Linked DNA regions of Homo sapiens: regions 2 and 3 are each linked to region 1. Evidence: read pairs that join two places in POLR2A ChIA-PET (ENCODE). Cell type or tissue: PC-9. All regions are shown on one strand. Each heading gives the region's core, and the rest is flanking DNA. Links, peaks and the distances in the headings are about the cores only. Region 1 overlaps ETV5 (ETS variant transcription factor 5). Region 2 has its middle 25 kb from the start of TRA2B. Region 3 has its middle 58 kb from the start of TRA2B.

Region 1 (5,755 bases), core at 861-4,860:
AGCAAAGGAATAAAACAACAGACCAATCCACCACCTAGGAAAGGCTAATGAATACAGAAAGCAGAAAGCCTGGCTACCTTTGTGCTTACAACATCTGCTCCAGGCCTGTCTCAGTGACCGACCAGCAAGGGTAGGTTTGCGTAACCAGTCCTTTCATAGATGGTGCAGTGAATTTTGCTGAATTCATGGAATAAATACATGGAGCTACTGCTTTTGGCTTGGAAGCCAACTACATATACCACATAGGATTCTGAGAGGGCAGAGTAACAAGAATTTTTCAAATCAAGGTGATTTACATGTAGTGGCCAAAATAAACCCAAAGAACAAAAAACCGAGTTTGCCTTTTCTGTCTTCTCTAGGAGCTAAATTGTTGCAGAGACAGCATTTTATCCAAAGTGGAAAGATGCATTTTGCGCTATAAGGGCTGCCTTCTAGTTGAGTTAGAATGGTTACTCCTTGTCTAGCTACCTTGGAAGGTGGGGAAGGAGAGCAAGTTAAGCTTCTATGCTGGCCACTGGCCACTGTATCAAAGGTCTCATTAAATAGCTAACTACAGTCAGTGGTCTGGTGACCCAGTAACATTTTCATTTTGACTCAATGTTTACTCCTAAAACATCTTTAGGAGTTACTTCTTAGTAATTATACGAGGTAGAACTAGCTAAACAAATCATCACTTTTCTCTTTTTTTTTTTTTTTTTGAGACGGAGTCTTACTCTGTCGCCCAGGCTGGCGTGCAATGGCGTGATCACTGCAACCTCTGCCTCCTGGGTTCAAACGATTCTCCTGCCTCAGCCTGCCGAGTAGCTGGGATTACAGGTGCCCGCCACCATGCCCAGCTAATTTTTGTATTTTTAGTAAAGACAGGGTTTCACCATGTTGGCCAGGCTGGTCTCGAACTAATGACTTTGTGATCCACCCACCTTGGCCTCCCAAAGTGCTGGGATTACAGGCGTGAGCCACCGCACTCGGCCTAAACAATCATCTCTTTTCTATTAATATCTGATAAGGCTGAACTATCTTCCAGCCAACTGGCCTCTCAGGTGCCTCTATAATCCCAAATTCTGAATTCAGGATTGAATACGAGACAGATGACTCTATCACAGATGACAAGGTTATAAAGCAATGTTGCTGCAAAGTCTTGCCAGTGACTGACTGGAAAGGACAGGTTTTCATAATTCTTTTCTTATATAATGCCAACTGCTTTTCCTGAATACATAAAATAAGTTGAGAACTAGCAGATTATATTTAGAAGTCATTAGAGTTTCTCTCGTGATTTTTTGATGGTGACATCATGGCAGCCAACACTCAATTGTTATCAACTGTTTCAGATATTCAGACACAGAAAATAGCGAAGCTTGTTTGAATGTTGCTAGTAAATGAGAATTTGACACAGAAATCCCTTCCTCCAACACAGTAGATAGTCTGGCAGTTCTCAGCACTGCCCCGTGGTCACTGCCCTTCCTCTCACCAGTCTTCTGCTATAAAAGTTTTGGCAAAATAATGAGGAAAGGTAATGATGACCCAATTTAAACAAAAGCTACATGTCCTTGAAACGTCTACTTTTCTTGCTTTATCTAAAGATAATCATTTGCAATCACCACTTTACCTAAGTTTGGAAAGAAAACAATTAGGGTATTATTGAATGGTCTGATTTCAGGTTTTAGAAGTGTCTTGACATTGTCACAATATTATTATAACAGTTACCAATTTTGCTGACAAGTCTAACACCAGAGGGTATGCCAAAGTTGCCCAGAAACACTTTGTATTTGTTTCAGGAACTGCACGTATCTAAAAGGATCTAAGCTGCCAGCGAATTCTGATGTCTTGATTTCTTCAAATCCAGACAGTACTTAGTGTGTACCACATCATTTTGGCTCTAAATTATATAGTACCTTCTACCCCAAAACGTCTTATATGTGGAATAGTATATTCTTTATACAAAGGGGGAGTTCAAAAAGTATTTTTGTGAACAAATGGATTATATTTCCAATTTGTTCTTAACCGTGAAGGCAGGGACCACATCTACCCTACAAGGCTGGGTACAATGTTAGTTACATATACTTTCCCCGCAGGACAAAACATGGCAGGAACAAGAATGGAAAGTTTCACAGATCTACACTGACAGGAAAGCCATGAGGGGCCCTGTGAGTGGTGAGGAACAAGGCTCAGCTCCTCAAAGGTCTGTGGGACTAGAGGATGTGTGAAGGAGCCTAATTCTGGCATGTGTTAGTCAGAGATAGTGGTGTATTTAAAGCAGGAACTCAGAAGCCAAGGAATGCTCCTTGCTTTCAGTCTGTTTCTTCATTTGTAAAATGAGGTATGTGATGCAGCCTTGAGAAATAAAGAAAAGGGCACAGCACCTTGCAGATGGTGCTATGATGTTGTGTAATTATACCCTGTGCTTTCAAAAATAGTATTTACCTTTGCACAGCTGACTTGCTAAATGATGACAGAGACCCAGGACTATAAAGGATGGCAACAAATTGGAATTGAAAAGGGATCATGAACTCTTGAGGAAGTTTGAAAAGAAATGCTAAAAAAAAAAAAAAAAAAAAAAAGTTGACATTTGAGCTAATAAACATCTTCTGCAATTAGAAACTTTGAGTTTAAACTCAGAATTGTAGAAGAGGGGCCCACAAAGTCAGTGGTGCCCTGAAAATAATTCCTGCTGAATGTGGACTACCTTCTTTGTCATGAAGATCTTTCTTTCTGTCTTCATTCATTCATTCATTCATTCATTCATTCATTCACAGAGTATCTTCGATGGGCCAGGTATTCTGGATGTCGGGGGCCTATGATGCTAAGCAAAACAGACATGGCTGGCCCGCATAACTTAGTGAGGCATCTGACTTTTAGCATCTTCTCAACGATGCAATCAGAGATAGATTAGGGCCTCAGTATGCTGAATTCAAGCCCTCACATTTATAGATAAGGATCCTGAGGCCCAATGGAACTAAAGGGCTTAGGGGTGCTGCTATTCGAGGGGAGAAGAGGCAAGGGCCTCCGCACTGTCATTTTAGTCATCTTCTACCACACTGACAGAAATGGGAGATACTCTACTCGCTCACTTTGTACATTAAAAATAGAAGGCATAAACCTTTTTTTCAACTAAACAAAAATACCACTTACACCTGTTTAACAGAATATGCTCTAGAACAAAGGAAAAATGGATGAGAAGAACTAATACCTCTGGAAAAGAACAAAGAAGGCAGACCAAGAAAGAGGCAGCCAGCCAGACCCCTTACCATTTCCTTTATGCCCAGTTGCTCTTACATACATCATTTCACTCAATCTTCCCAATTCAATGAGAAAGCTATTAATGCTTCCATTGTCTTCATTTTACGAACACGAAAACAAGGCTCAAAGTCACTTGCCACGTAAAGGCTCAAAGTCACTTGCCACGTCTCACAGCTGGTCAGTGGCCAGGATTCCTACCTATGCAGTTCTTAGTCTTTTCATTATATTGGCTCCCAGAAGGAATCTGAGAGAAAAAAGACCAATCAAAGAGAGAATAAAAGATAAAGGGAAAGAGAGAAGGAAGACAATACGGGAGAAGACAACAGAAGGATACTTTTTTCCAGCTCTCAGGGCTGTATCCTCATGTTTACCCTACACTCCCCAGTGCGAGCCACACGTCATACCCCTAAATCCACTCAAGGACTTACACCTTTGTCTGGCTCTGGGATACCAAAATTAACCAGGATCTCTATTTCACCTCCATTGTCACAAGCAATGCCATCTCTGACTCCAGTAGCCTTCGTTTTTTTTTTTTTTTTTTGAGATAGAGTTTCGCCCTTGTTGCCCAGGCTGGAGTGCAATGGTGCAATCTCGGCTCACTGCAACCTCTGCCTCCCGGGTTCAAGTGATTCTCCTATCTCAGCCTCCCAAGCAGCTGGGATTACAGGCATGCACCACCACTCCCGGCTAATTTTTTGTATTTTTAGTAGAGATGGGGTTTCACCATGTTGGTCAGGCTGGTCTCAAACTCCTGACCTCAGGTGATCCGCCTGCCTCGGCCTCCCAAAGTGCTGGGATTACAGGCGTGAGCCACCGTACCCGGCAGCCTTCACTTTTTGTAATCCTTGCCTCCCATTCTAGCATTCCATCTAAAAGATCTCACTCTCCCTTCTATAGTCGAGCTGATCAAAACATTCTGCTCATTCAGACAGCTACCAGCACTTCAGAAGACCTGGCATCTTCTATAGCCAGTCACTACCACCCAGACTCCGCACTGCAGCCATGGATGCCATCTCTCTCCCCAGAAGCCCTGCCCTGCCCTGCAATTGCTTCTGGACAATTGTCTTACTACCACCACTGAGGCAGGAAGATCTTGCGTGAGCTGTCTGGACCCCTATTTGACTATAAGAACTCTGCTAAGGATCTATGCACAAATATATATGACAGTCTTAGCTCGTCAGGGGTAGAAAAAAGAAGGGCAGTTAGCTGATAAGATGTAATTAAGTCCATATCTGTGGGTATGCACAATCAAGTACATGTATTGCCTTGCAGACAACCATAACACCATTTTAAATTTAGATGTGATGCTCACAAGTCAACCAATTTCATAGTTGCTTTTCTTATTAGACTACGGAACTCCTTAGATTTTTCTATCTGACACAGGGATCAAAATCCAAGCCTGGTCCTAGCCAATGCAATAAGGCAAGAATAAACATAAGGCAAATTAGAAAGAAGGAAAGAAAGCTGTCATTATTAACAGATGGCCTGGTTAGGTACATAGAAAATATAAAAATATCCACAAAGTATAAGAATCAGTAAGCAAGGTCATTGGCTATGAGGTCAACATGTAAAAAAACTTTTAGTATACAGTAACTAAAACAATGTGAAATTAAAAGCATACACAATATCAACAAAATCATCAAATAGCTAGGAAAGTGTCAATAAAAGACATATAAGATGTCTACACTGGGCCAGGCATGGTGGCTCATGCCTGTAATCCCAGCACTTTGGGAGGCTAAGGTAGGGCAGATCGCTTGAGCCCAGGAGTTTGAGCCCAGCCTGGGCAACATAACAAATTCCTGTCTCTACAAAAAGATACGAAAAAAAAAAAAAAAAATTCAGCCAGGACTGTGGTGTGCACCTGGGGTCCCAGCTATGAGGTAGGGTGAGGTGGGCGGGTCACTTGAGCCCGGGAGGCTGAGGCTACTGTGAGCTGTGATCATGCCACTGCACTCCAGACTGGGCAACAGAGTGAGACCCTGTCTCAAGAAAAAACAAAGAAAAAAGATGCCTACACTGAAAACCACAAAACACTAAGAAAAATTAAAGAACTCTCAATAAATGGAAGGATAGATCATGCTCGTGGATTGGAAAGCTTAACATTATAAAGATATCGATTCTTCCCAAATTTATCTATAGGTTCAGTGTAACCCCCAACAAAATCTTAGCATTACACAGAAGGGAGAATGAAGAAATTGCAATTATGCTTAACAACATGGATGAATCTCACAAATATGCTGAGCTAAAAGAAGCCAGACACAAAAGGGTACATGCCATGTAAGTCCATTTATATAAAGTTCAAAAAAAGACAAAACTAATCTATGGTGTTTGAAAGTCAGGAGGGAGGTTACTCTCGACGGGGTGGTGCCTGTTAAGGGGGCACAGGAGTCTTCTTATAGTCTGATAAGTTCCGTTTTCTGATCTAAATGCTTATACCGTTTGTAAGAATTCATCATGCAGCTGTACTCTTGTGATTTCTGTATGTTACTTCAATTAAATTTCTACTTTTTAAAAAAGC
Region 2 (5,755 bases), core at 1,053-5,052, 120 kb before region 1:
ATTGCACTCAAGCCTGGGTAACAAGAACAAAACTCCATCTCAAAAAAAAAAAAAAAAAAAAAAAGAAGAAGAAAAGAAAAAGAAAAAAAGAAAATTGAAAATTGCAGTGTCACAGTGAGTAAGTGGACTAGTGGTAACAGGAACAAGGAGGGGCACAATAAAAGGCGTGGTAATTGGAATGGGTTTATAATTCTCACCAGAGAAGAAACACAGCATTTCGGCTGGTGTCGCTGCTCCAGGGAAAGTTCTGTTACTCCACTGACTCTCTCTTTTCCTGATAACATGGCCAGCAAGAAAGTAATTACAGTGTTTGGAGCAACAGGTAAAAAGTCTTTAATTTTTAGGGCATGCTGACTTTGCTCACTCTCCTGTCTTCCTGTTTGTAACTTTAGAGCCTGCAAGTGTGGGCTGAACAAAGAGCTCTTTGGAAGAAATTTTTTAAAGTATCCTATTGCTTTAGTTCTTGATGTGGTAAAGGGGTGGCATGATTTGATTTGTAACTTGATCTCAGCAGGACAAGGACACTGACGTAATCTCCCTTTCCCAGTCATGGGGCTAACTGGTTGGTATAAGTCTCATTTCAACATAAGCTATACTCTGAAGTCTTCTCTCCACTCACTTCCTAATAAGCAAAAGGTACAAGTGTGAGGGGCCTGGGGGTTTGTAGTGAATATCCAATGCCTGACCAATCTTCCAGGGAGTCTGCAAGGATGGAGTGTGTGGGAAGTTTGCATTCCTGGCTCCCTTACAGTTTGTTCCTCAACAGTCAGAGCCATCTTTGCACAATATAAATCAAATCAGGTTTTTCTCCTTCAATCTATTCTCATTTCAGCCTCCCAAGGATCCATTTGAAACTGTCAGATCATGTCAGGCCTCTGCTCAAAACCCTCTAAAAGATCCCAGCCCCATGGCACTCCCAGTAAAGTGCAAAGTCCTGCTAATGCCCTGCAACAGGGCCTTGGAAATGTTGTGTCAGAACTCTCTTCCTGCCACCCTCCTCTCACTCCGCTTCATTACCCTGGCTTTCTTGCTGTTCCTCCAAAACAATCCCACAAATACAAAGGCTCTGGCCTTTGTATTGGCTGCTTCTTCAACCTAGAATGATCTCCCTCTGTTACTGATATAATTTGACTGTGTCCCCACCCAAATCTCATCTTGAATTGTAGTTCCCACAATCCCTACATGTCATACGAGTGACCAGGTGGAGATAAATGAATGCTGGGGGCGGTTCCCCCAGCCTGTTCTCATGATAGTGAAAAGAGAGAGTTCCCTGGTCCTGGTCCCCCACCACAGGGTGTGCCACAGGGGTGTGGCTCTCTGTTCTGCCACTGCAAGCTCAAACTCTTTAAGAGATGGGGAGCATGCATACCGGTAGGTGCAGGAACTGGGGCAAGTGCTTTTGGGCTCCAGCCCTATGGCAGCATCTAGGGGTGGGTGTCTGTAACTTTCAAAGCCCAAGTGTGCATGTGTTACAGTGCACTCTTTTAGCCTTGCCATCCACAGATGGCTTAAGGGTTAACCAGCTCAGTGAACCCTCTGCCTTTTTGCAAAAGGAGGGGGCTAGTGTGACAACTTTCTGTATCCCAAGCCCTCATCCAGCATCCCAGAAGAATCAGGTCACACATGGACTTGAAGGATGAATGCAGGGGTTTTATTGAGTGGTGGAAGTGGCTCTCAGTGGGATGGTTGGGGAGCTAGACAGGGGATGGAGTAGAAATATGATCTTGCCCTGGAGTTTGGCTGTCCAGTGGCTGATTCTCCGAACATCCTCAGCCAAACTCCTCCTGACGTTCCTTCTCTTCTCTCCTCTGCTGCACCATTCTGCCATCTGTTTGTCTCCTTGTCTCCTAGTCTGCTTCTGGAGCCTGGGGTTTGGGGCTTATATGGATACAGGATAGGGGTGGTGGCAGGCCAGAAGGCAACTTTTGGGGTGCAAAAACAGGAATGCCTATTACTTAGGGCAGCAGGTATCCAGGCTTAAGGGTGGGGCCTTTGCCAGGAACCACCCTCTTCTACCCAGTATTTCCCTGTCTCCTGTTCGTATCAATAGTGAGTTCGTTCTCATGAGATCTGGTGGTTTTACAAGCGGCTTCCCCCTTCACTGGGCCCTCATTTTCTCTGCTGCCACCCTGTGAAGTGGTGTCTCCCGCCATGATTGTAAGTTTCCTGAGACCTCCCTAGCCATGTGAAACTGTGAGTCAATTAAACCTCTTTTCTTTATAAATTACCCAGTGTTGGGTATTTCTTCACAGCAGTGTGAGAAAGAACTAACACAGTTACCCACTGCTTTCCCCCTCATGCCATTCAGGTCTCTGCTTAGATGTTACCTTTTCCATGGGGACTTTCCAGACCTCTATATTTGAAATTGCAACTCTGCTTCCACCCTGCCCATGTCTGGCTCCCTTCCTTACTTCAATTCTTCTATTTCTGCCTGTCTTTCCACACTAGAATATAAGCTCTATGAGAACAGGAATTTGTCTGGAGGAAGTCAAGGGCTAAAGCAGGAAGCAGAGTGAAATAAATTCTCAAAAATCAACAGTCAAGTATGATATTAAAAGGAGAAGAAGAGGCAATGGAGCGGGGGATGACTCTATTAAGCGTTAGGGTGATGGTAAAGATGTTGGCTTTTCCTGAAAGAGAAAAGTGATCGAAGGGTTTGGTTTTTTCAGTGTGTTTGTGTTTAGCTACAGGGTCTCACTGTGTTGCCTGGGCTGGAGGGTAGTGACTCTCCATCCCAGGAGCCATCATAGTACACAGCCTCAAACTCCTGGGCTCAAGTGATCTTCCCACCTCAGCCTCCCAAGTAGCTGGGACTGCAGGATTGCAACAGCATACCAGACACTGAAGGATTTTGAGCAGAGGAATCACATGACTTTGGTGTTAAAAGGATCATTTTAGCTTATGCTTTGTGAAGGGACTATAGGGGATAAGGGCTGAAGCAGGAAGACCTGTTAGGAGGTGGTTGTCATAAAATAGGCGAGATGATAGTAGCTTAGACCAGGGTGGTAGCAATGAGATTGTGGAGAGTGGTCAGATTCTGTGGAGGTTTTAAAAGTTGTGTTGGCAGGATTTGTTGGTGGACCAGATATCAGGGGTAAGAAGGGAAGAGTTGAAAATGACTCTGAAGTTTTATGGCTTGAGTAACTGGAAGAATAAAGTTGAGATTCACTGAAATATGGGAGACAGTGGGGAGGAGGAGGTCAGGAACTCCTTAAACTTGAATTGGTCTCATTAAACTTGAGTTGCCAACTAGGCATCCAGAGACTGGGTAGGCAGTTGGATAAGATTTTTGGGAGTGGCCAGTCACTCTATTAATTCTGTCTTCTAAATCTCTCTGATTTTTTCCATTCTCCCTCTTAGAAGCTTTTTCCACACTCCATTTGCCTTCTCTCCATGTTCCACCTTTAAACAGAACCATCTTTCAAATCTGATTAATTTTTCAAACCTTGTAGACAGCTAATACCACCTTGTATCACATTCCCATTCTCCTTCATTACTGCTCAAGATGTAAGCCCCTCTGGTTATTAGTCTCAACCCTATATTTCGCCACGCATCCTTTCCTTGACCCCACATCTCAGACTCCCTTGCCTACAAAACCTTCTCACGGTACCCTTCTGTTCCAACATCAACATCTTGCTAAATGCCCCCTCAACCTCTTTGAATAAATGGTCACACTTGACTTTTCTCTCTCAATCCTCCCTGTTCATCATCACCACATCCAGTTAATCACCAAAATCCTGTTGATATCATCTTGTCAAGGAAAACTGTGAAGGCCCGGCGCAGTGGCTCACGCCTGTAATCCCAGCACTTTGGGAGGCCGAGGCCGGCGGATCATGAGGTCAGGAGATCGAGACCACCGTGAAACCCGGTCTCTACTAAAAATACAAAAAAAAAAAAAAAATTAGCCGGGCGTAGCGGCTGTCGCCTGTAGTGCCAGCTACTCGGGAGGCTGAGGCAGGAGAATGGCGTGAACCCGGGAGGTGGAGCTTGCAGTGAGCCGAGATCGCGCCACTGTACTCCAGCCTGGGTGACAGAGCGAGACTCCGTCTCAAAAAAAAAAAAAAAAAAAAGGAAAACTGTGAAAGACTTTGAAATGGGAAAAAAAGGTTGCTGGGTGTCCATGCCCAGGGCACCGTTCTCACTTTTGTGAGCCTTTCCTTGTTTTTAAGATATCTATAACTCTATAAGTTGTAGCAAATAGATAATAACGCAACCGATTCTTGTCCATAGAAATGCAAATGAAGGCCGGGTGTGGTGGCTCATGCCTGTAATCCCAGCACTTTGGGAGGCCGAGGTGGGCTGATCATGAGGTCAGGAGTTTGGGACCAGCCTGGCCAATATGGTAAAACCCCGTCTCTACTGAAAATACAAAAATTAGCCAGTCATGGTGGCAGGCACCTGTAGTCCCAGTTACTCAGGAGGCTGAGGCAGGAGAATCGCTTGAACCCAGGAGGCAGCAGTTGCAGTGAGCTGAGATCACGCCACTGCACTCCAGTCTGGGCAACAGAGCAAGACTCTGTCTCAAAAAAAAAAAAAAAAAAGAAATACAAATGAATTGTGTCTGGTGGACCACAATTGATTATTGCCTGGTGGATATTGACTGGTTTTGTCCCTAATTGTACATTCATTTTAGCATTTTGGCATTCTTGATTGCCTACATATATGTGTGTTCTTTGAATTTTTCTTATAACATTGTACTGGTTCCCTCATTAATTAATGAGTTAAATAAAATTTTGACACATTCATTTTATGTGTGTACAAATTATCATTTTACTCTTTAAAAATGTATCCTTTAATATTCTGAGTATCTCTTAAATTTGCATTATTCCCTCCACCTGAATAACCCCTTCTAGCACAGGTCATTATCAACCTTTACCTAGATTATTTTAAAGCCCACTAATTGTACCCTTGTCTGTGGTCTCTCTATCCTATTCCACACTCTCCATTAACCAGAGCACTTTCCCAGCATGTAAGTCTGAACATACTGCTCAATTTCATAAAATCTCCTGCTCCCAGAACAAAGTGCAGCCCTCTAGGCCTATTTTGCTTCTCCAGCCTCATGTGTGACATTGACCTGCAGTTCTCAGTCAGATTCATTTCAGTTCTCTGAATTCACTCCCTTCTCTGTCACCTCTAGAATAAAGCACTTGCAATTGCTTTGCATGCAACACACTCCACATGCCTCTCTTCTCCCAATTCTTGCCTGTTCTTTAGGGCTCATTTCTGTTACCACTTCCTTCAGGAAGCCTCTCTCTAGTCTGGGTTAGATGCTCCACTTATGTCCTCCTGTGTGCCCTCAGCCCTTTACCTCCTCCCCTAATAGCACATATCACGCTGTATTATAATTGCTCTTTAATGATCTCCTCTGCTAGTCTTTAAGCTCTGTGCTGGCAGGTGCCATGTTCAGGTTTGAATCCTGAAATCCTTACTTAAGCAGCTGTATAATCTGGGGTAAATCCTTGAACTCATTAGGCCATAATCCAATATATAATGTCTTTCATAAATTTTATCTTATATCCAACTTGTTCAAACCTGCTATTGTTTACCACTACATCCCCAGGGCATAGCACAGCATGTAAAAGTCATTCAAAAACATGGTCCCAGGACAATAACAGAAACCTCCCTATAAAAATCCTTTTCAAGGACCATGACCCACCCTACCTACTCCAGCACCCCCCAACCCCCTGCAAAAAGCACAAATTATACTCAAATAGAAAGTACTTCAGTTTGTTTAGATTTTTATTTTATAAAGTCA
Region 3 (5,755 bases), core at 850-4,849, 89 kb before region 1:
TTGCCAAAAGCTGAGATGGGCCAAGGAAGATGTAGTCAGCATTTGGAATCTCCTTGCCTTAGGGTTTAACAGCCAAGGAGGGAAGAAGGATGTGCTGGGGAGCGGGGGAATAGGGGCCATGTGGGTAGTGCTGGAAGGATTCGGGATGCCGAACAGGCTTGGCTCCTTGCGGTTCCACCCCCACAACATCTCTCAAGCCATGCGCCGTCCTCTCCTCTAGCACAGCACTCTGTCCTAATCCTTATCATTCTCACCAACTATAGCAATACTCTCTGATACGCCTTCTTGCCCCTCTTGTCTGTCCTGAGCACTGCTGCCAGTTTTTATTCTTATGCTTAGAAGCATTCAAGCCTCCCCAGTGCTTGTCAAATAAGAGCCTCATCTTTAACACAATGCTCAAGGCTCCCCACAAGCAGGTCCCAAGCTCCACTTCTGCCCCCGTTTCTTCCTTCACCTTCCACGAAGACTCTGGCACCTACGAGCTAGACATGTGCCATCCCCCAGACGTGCCATGTCCATGCCAGCCTGTGAGCCTTTGCACGGACTGGTCCCTCAGCCTAGATTGTCCTCCCCTAGTTCCCATCTTTGCCTAGTAGATTCCTCCTCATCCTCGAGGACCCAGGTCAAATATCGCTTCTTCTGTGAGGCTTCTCTTAACTCTTCAAAGCAAAGCTGATGCCTCAAGCTCATCCATGGGACTTGTGTACTGCACTCTTTTGTGTCTGCCACGAGGGGACCTTGGGGACAGAACAATGCCTTATTTATAATTATGTGTCTTCTACACCACATCGAGTGCCTTGTTCAGTGTCTGTTACTTTATTTGAATTTTTGAAAGCAGATGGGACAATCTCCCTTGATACCAGGGAGAAACCACAGCAGTAAACTCAGTCTTTGGCTGTGTTAGGCTGACTGGTTCTGCTTTCTTTATTTTTATTTTTTATTTTTTTTTGAGACAGGGTCTCTCTCTGTTGCCCAGGCTGGAGTACATTGGTGCAATCTCAGCTTACTGCAACCTCCACCTCCCAGGCTCAAGCGATCCTCCCACCTCAGCCTCTGGAGTAGCTGGGACCGCAGGCGCACACCACCACACTTGGCTGGCTAATTTTATTTACTTTTAGTAAAGAAGGGGTTTCACCATGTTGCCCAGGCTCGCTTTCTTTTCTTTTCTTTTTCTTTTCTTTTTTTTTTTGAGAGAAAGTATGGCTCTGTCGCCTAGGCTGGAGTGCAGTGGCGCAATCTCGGCTCACTGTAACCTCCGCCTCCCTGGTTCAAGCAATTCTTCTGCCTCAGCCTCCTGAGTAGCTGGGATTACAGGCGCGCACCACCATACCTGGCTAATTTTTGTATTTTTAGTAGAGACGGGGTTTCACCATATTGGTCAGGCTGGTCTCGAACTCCTGACCTCAGGTGATCCACCCGCCTCGGCCTCCCAAAATGCTGGGATTACAAGCGTGAGCCACCATGCTCGGCCTCAGGCTTGCTTTCTTTAATCTCCAGAATAATGCAGTGCACTGGGTAATGGGTACTGGGTAAACATCTCCTTGTTGGCCACAGGTAACTGCTCCCTGCAAATGTCATCTCTGAGGAGATGTCCCAAGTGGCAAGGATTTTTGGCTCAATTAAGCTCCCAAGAGTTATCCCCATTATGTTAAGTTCTGGAGAGATATGCATAATTGTGACTCTGTCCCTGCCATGGAGGTCCTTACGGCTTAGTGAGGAAGATACACACACACACAGACACACACAAGGCATGAAGCTTGATGGGGTTCTCAGCTAAGCCTGGGAGCAACAGGGTAGGTTTCTTGGAGGAGGTGAAAACTGAACTGAATATTAAAGTTGTACAGGAGTTACGATGGACAAAGGCAGTGAGTATAACCAATATAGCCTCAAGCTACCATTAGCATTCAGAACTGAAAGATTATGGTGGTATAGGGAAGGGGATCAGTTGAAGAAAGATAGAGATATTGATAGAGAAGATGATATATGAGCTGGGCTTTGAAAGATGAGAGGGTTTTGGATAAATAGAGATAGGAATAGGATACAGGTTGAAAGACAATCTGGGCAAAGGAACAGTGTAAACAAAGGCATAGAGGAGGGATGTAGCTTGCTTTAAATGATCAGCTCCAAAAAGGTTATCACTGGAATATTATTTGAGAGATGAATCATGATGAGAGATGGGGCTGGAGAGAGGAAGGGTCTAGGTTATGAAGGGTCTAAATGTCTCCAGAGTAACTTAGGGTGATGTGATTAGCATACTTTTTAGCTAGATTCTGATGATCTCCTATTAACAGCGGCATCTGCAGAACTGGGAGACAGAGGGCCTCAGGAATTGGTCAGCTCTAATATTAACCAGCAAGACTGCTGTAGGTTAATCACTTCTTCTTTCGTCATCTCTGTTCTTACATTGATATCATTAAGCTGACTCACCTCTTGGTAGCGGAGTCAAAATTAAAGCAACTCAGGGCTCTGCAATGCTGCAATGCTGTCCAAGGACAAAGCATGAACCTCTCTCTCAAAAAACAATCAGTTAAACATCTCTCCCCTGAAAGAACAGCCCCAGCACTCCCTTCCAGGCTAGTTTGTTCTTAGAAAGTAAATTTCCCTATGTCAAGCATTTCTGATGGGTCAGAGACATGTTGGGAATCAAGAGGGCCCCTAGCCTCCTAAAATTGGGCTACAGGAGTCTTAGGCCAGAGCCCAAAGGGGAGGGATGTGATATTGTCCATTGGTCTTGGAGGGAACTCAAGTTGTTCCAGGAATTCTCTCTCTGCTCTAAGCCCCAGGCTCTGCCAGAAATGAAGATCTATTGGAATGTGGGAATCCTGACAGAGTCTGGCAAACAAGGTGCATGGCAGTCGTGGGGTCCTTGACTTTGGGTTTAATATTGAGCTCCTATGCAAAACATATAAGAAAGGCCTTCTGCTCAGCTGCAAAATAAATAGCTCTTGTGAGAACTGCTGCATTTCAAGGCCTATTTTCGGTGAGTGTGGGAATTTAGATGGGTGAACCTGGTCTCTATAGGTCCAACTGGAATCTTCAAGTGTAACACTCATTGATAACCCACACTGAACTTCCTTCATTACGAAAAACTATATGCATCTCTGATGATGACACAGAGGAAGGGTCCTGGCCTTGCATCGGTAACTGCCCAGGGAAGGGACAAAGGTTCTCCTAGCTACCCCAGCTCTGGGGCCTGATGAGCCTGCCTCAAGCTCATCCAAGAAATTCTGCTTCAGTACCTACTATGTGCTGAGCACCAATACGACTGTGGAGAAATGCAACTGCAGACAAGATCTAGTCTCTGCTTTCAAAAAGCATGCTATCTAATTGCCACAAGAGAGATGGGGAAAAGGACTTCTCAGTTGTAACTCCTGTCTTTGTACATGCTGAAAATTCTGCCTCCATATGACTTAAGCAAAGAAAGAGGCATCAAAAGGCACAACAGGGGCTAGGGGCTCAGGACCTAGGTCTTCTCTTTCTGGGTTGCTGCCGTTCTCAGACAGGATTTACCCTTGTGGTTGCAAGGTGATTCCTAGCAGCTACTGCGCTACCTCTCTGGCTCGTATCTAATGGGAAATAGAGAATTTTTGACTGGCTCTGATTGGTCTGGCAGAATAGCTTTCCCAGTTTCTTTCCTGGGATTATTGGCAAAAGCTTAATAATGCATCACTAGCTGTAACCAGGCCATATGCTCATTTCTCAACCAAACATTGCAGTGGTTGGGGAGAGAAGATGATGTGCTGATGAGCTTAGGTCTAGGTTACATGCTCCATCTTTGAACCAAGGATAGGACCCCAGCTGAAGCCATGGGCTGAAGATTGGGAAGGAGAATAGGGTTGTGGTTAACTAAAGGGTGAATGGAAACTGGTGGCAAAAAATGAGATACTCCAAGGTATACTATGATATTGGGACTCTGATGACAATGAACAGCAACCCAAAGCAAGTGGAGAGACAGAGAGAATAAAAGGAAAGATACTAGAGGAGTCATAGGATCAAGTGAAGAGGTGAACGACAGATTTTCCAGGACAGTCTCTGGATTCTATGGAGATCTTTGTGAATGATTCTGTAACACAGCTTGGGGCTGTGTTGGTTATACTCACTGTCTTTGCCTGTCTAACTCTCACATGTCCGTTAATGTTCTACCCCACTGATTAGACTAAACCAATCATAATGTCCAAATATAAGGGCAGAGTGATGGGAAAAAACCCAGGTCTTTGGTGACGTCCTTCAGTGGCTGTATTAGACAGCCCTGGAGCCCAGCTTATCTCAGGTTGTGTGAGGCATTTAATTTTCTTAGAATTTTATTTTCATTTTATTCATGGTTTGAGTTCAATATCTGCTACTTTCATCTCAAAGAATCCAAATTGGTACAGGCTCAAACAAACACCTTTGGGCTCTGTATTTTATCTGAGTTTCTTTCTACCTGCTGGCTTCATTCCACTACAGAAAGGCTCTTAAGTGGCCAGCTCCATGCATATATATATATATATATATTTTTTTTTTTTGAGACAGAGTCTTGCACTGTCACCCAGGCTGGAGGGCAGTGGCCTGATCTTGGTTCACTGCAACTTCTGCTTCCTGGGTTCAAGTGATTCTTGTGTCTCAGCCTTCCAAGTAGCTAGGATTACAGGGTAATTTTTGTATTTTTAGTAGAGATGGGGTTTCGCCATGTTGGCCAGGCTGGTCTCGAACTCCTGGCCTCAAGTGATCCACCTACCTTGGCCTCCCAAAGTGCTGGGATTATAGGCATGAGTCACTGTGCCCAGCCCCATGCATACATCTTAACGGCTCTTAAAGATCTTGGGAAAGGGCTCTGATTGGTCTGGGAGCTTTGGACCTTTGGACCAACTGTGTGCCCAGGGGCATGATATATTTGGAATGGTACATTTTAGCTTAATTATCTCTACTCTTGGACTAATTGACCATGGACAAGTGTTAAAGGAGGAAGATAATAGACATTAGTCCTGGGGTGAGTATCCTACTGCATAGTATGCTCCCCAGACTAGCAATGTCTGCATCACTAGGGAAATTGTTAGAAATGCAAATTATTGGACCCTACCCTGGATCTCCTGAATCCGAGACTCTGGAGGTGAGGCCCAGCAAACACCTCCATGTGTTTCAATGCACACTGAAGTTTGAGAACCATTGCATCATCATCATACAACAACTAAAACCAAATACCACGGTGGTTCAAAGAAGCAATAATGTCTGGTCAGAAGATGAGGAAAGTCTTAAAAAAAGAGGAAGTCTTTGAGACAGGTTTTCAAGATTGGGTAGATGACCTGAAACAAATATTATTTCACAAACAATATTGTAATTGCAATGAAGAATTTTCAAAAATCCTTCATGCAGACAAATCAACTGTTTCCTTTTACCTGTGGTCTTTTTCATTCTTGGTCAAATATATATATTTATTTGTAACTAACACAGATAACATTTTCTATCTTACTTCTTTTACTTAATATTTTTCTGCATAATACTCCATGGTTTCCATTACGTATGCATTTTAACTATTTATAATAAATTTGAGGAAACTAATTAAAGAAGATTTTAGAAGTTATCTGTGGACCCACCACCCTAGCCCAATAATTATTATCATTTCCTTCTTGTCTTTTTCTTATGGAGATTATTTGTATAATTAGGATAATAGCAGACATGTATTATACATATATACTTAACATTATAGTACAAGCAATCCTCTTCATTACTGAACAGTTTTCATGGCCATAAATTTCATTGTGTATAAGAAGTCAGC

Evidence for each region. ChIA-PET counts read pairs that join two places held together with the same protein. Peaks named below come from ENCODE experiments on the same cell type or tissue, not always from the same donor. Only the 100,000 strongest peaks of a DNase experiment are listed, where the experiment ranks them.
Region 2: POLR2A ChIA-PET joins it to region 1 with 19 read pairs; 3 of 35 experiments call an interaction of 5 or more read pairs at or near these places.
Region 3: POLR2A ChIA-PET joins it to region 1 with 15 read pairs; 2 of 35 experiments call an interaction of 5 or more read pairs at or near these places.

What each region holds. Positions count from the first base shown.
Region 1 is chr3:186,081,748-186,087,502 of GRCh38, forward strand. All of the region lies in intron 5 of ETV5 (ETS variant transcription factor 5), which reads right to left. Among named protein-coding and RNA genes, the nearest start is that of ETV5-AS1, 5.5 kb to the left of the region's middle. In PC-9, for the core only: no CTCF peak of the experiment used is centred there; no DNase peak of the experiment used is centred there.
Region 2 is chr3:185,959,757-185,965,511 of GRCh38, forward strand. It overlaps the pseudogene NMRAL2P. Among named protein-coding and RNA genes, the nearest start is that of TRA2B, 25 kb to the left of the region's middle. In PC-9, for the core only: no CTCF peak of the experiment used is centred there; a DNase peak (open chromatin) is centred at 1,215; H3K4me3 peaks cover 3,605 bases; H3K27ac peaks cover 3,122 bases.
Region 3 is chr3:185,993,147-185,998,901 of GRCh38, forward strand. No RefSeq gene overlaps it. Among named protein-coding and RNA genes, the nearest start is that of TRA2B, 58 kb to the left of the region's middle. In PC-9, for the core only: no CTCF peak of the experiment used is centred there; a DNase peak (open chromatin) is centred at 2,385.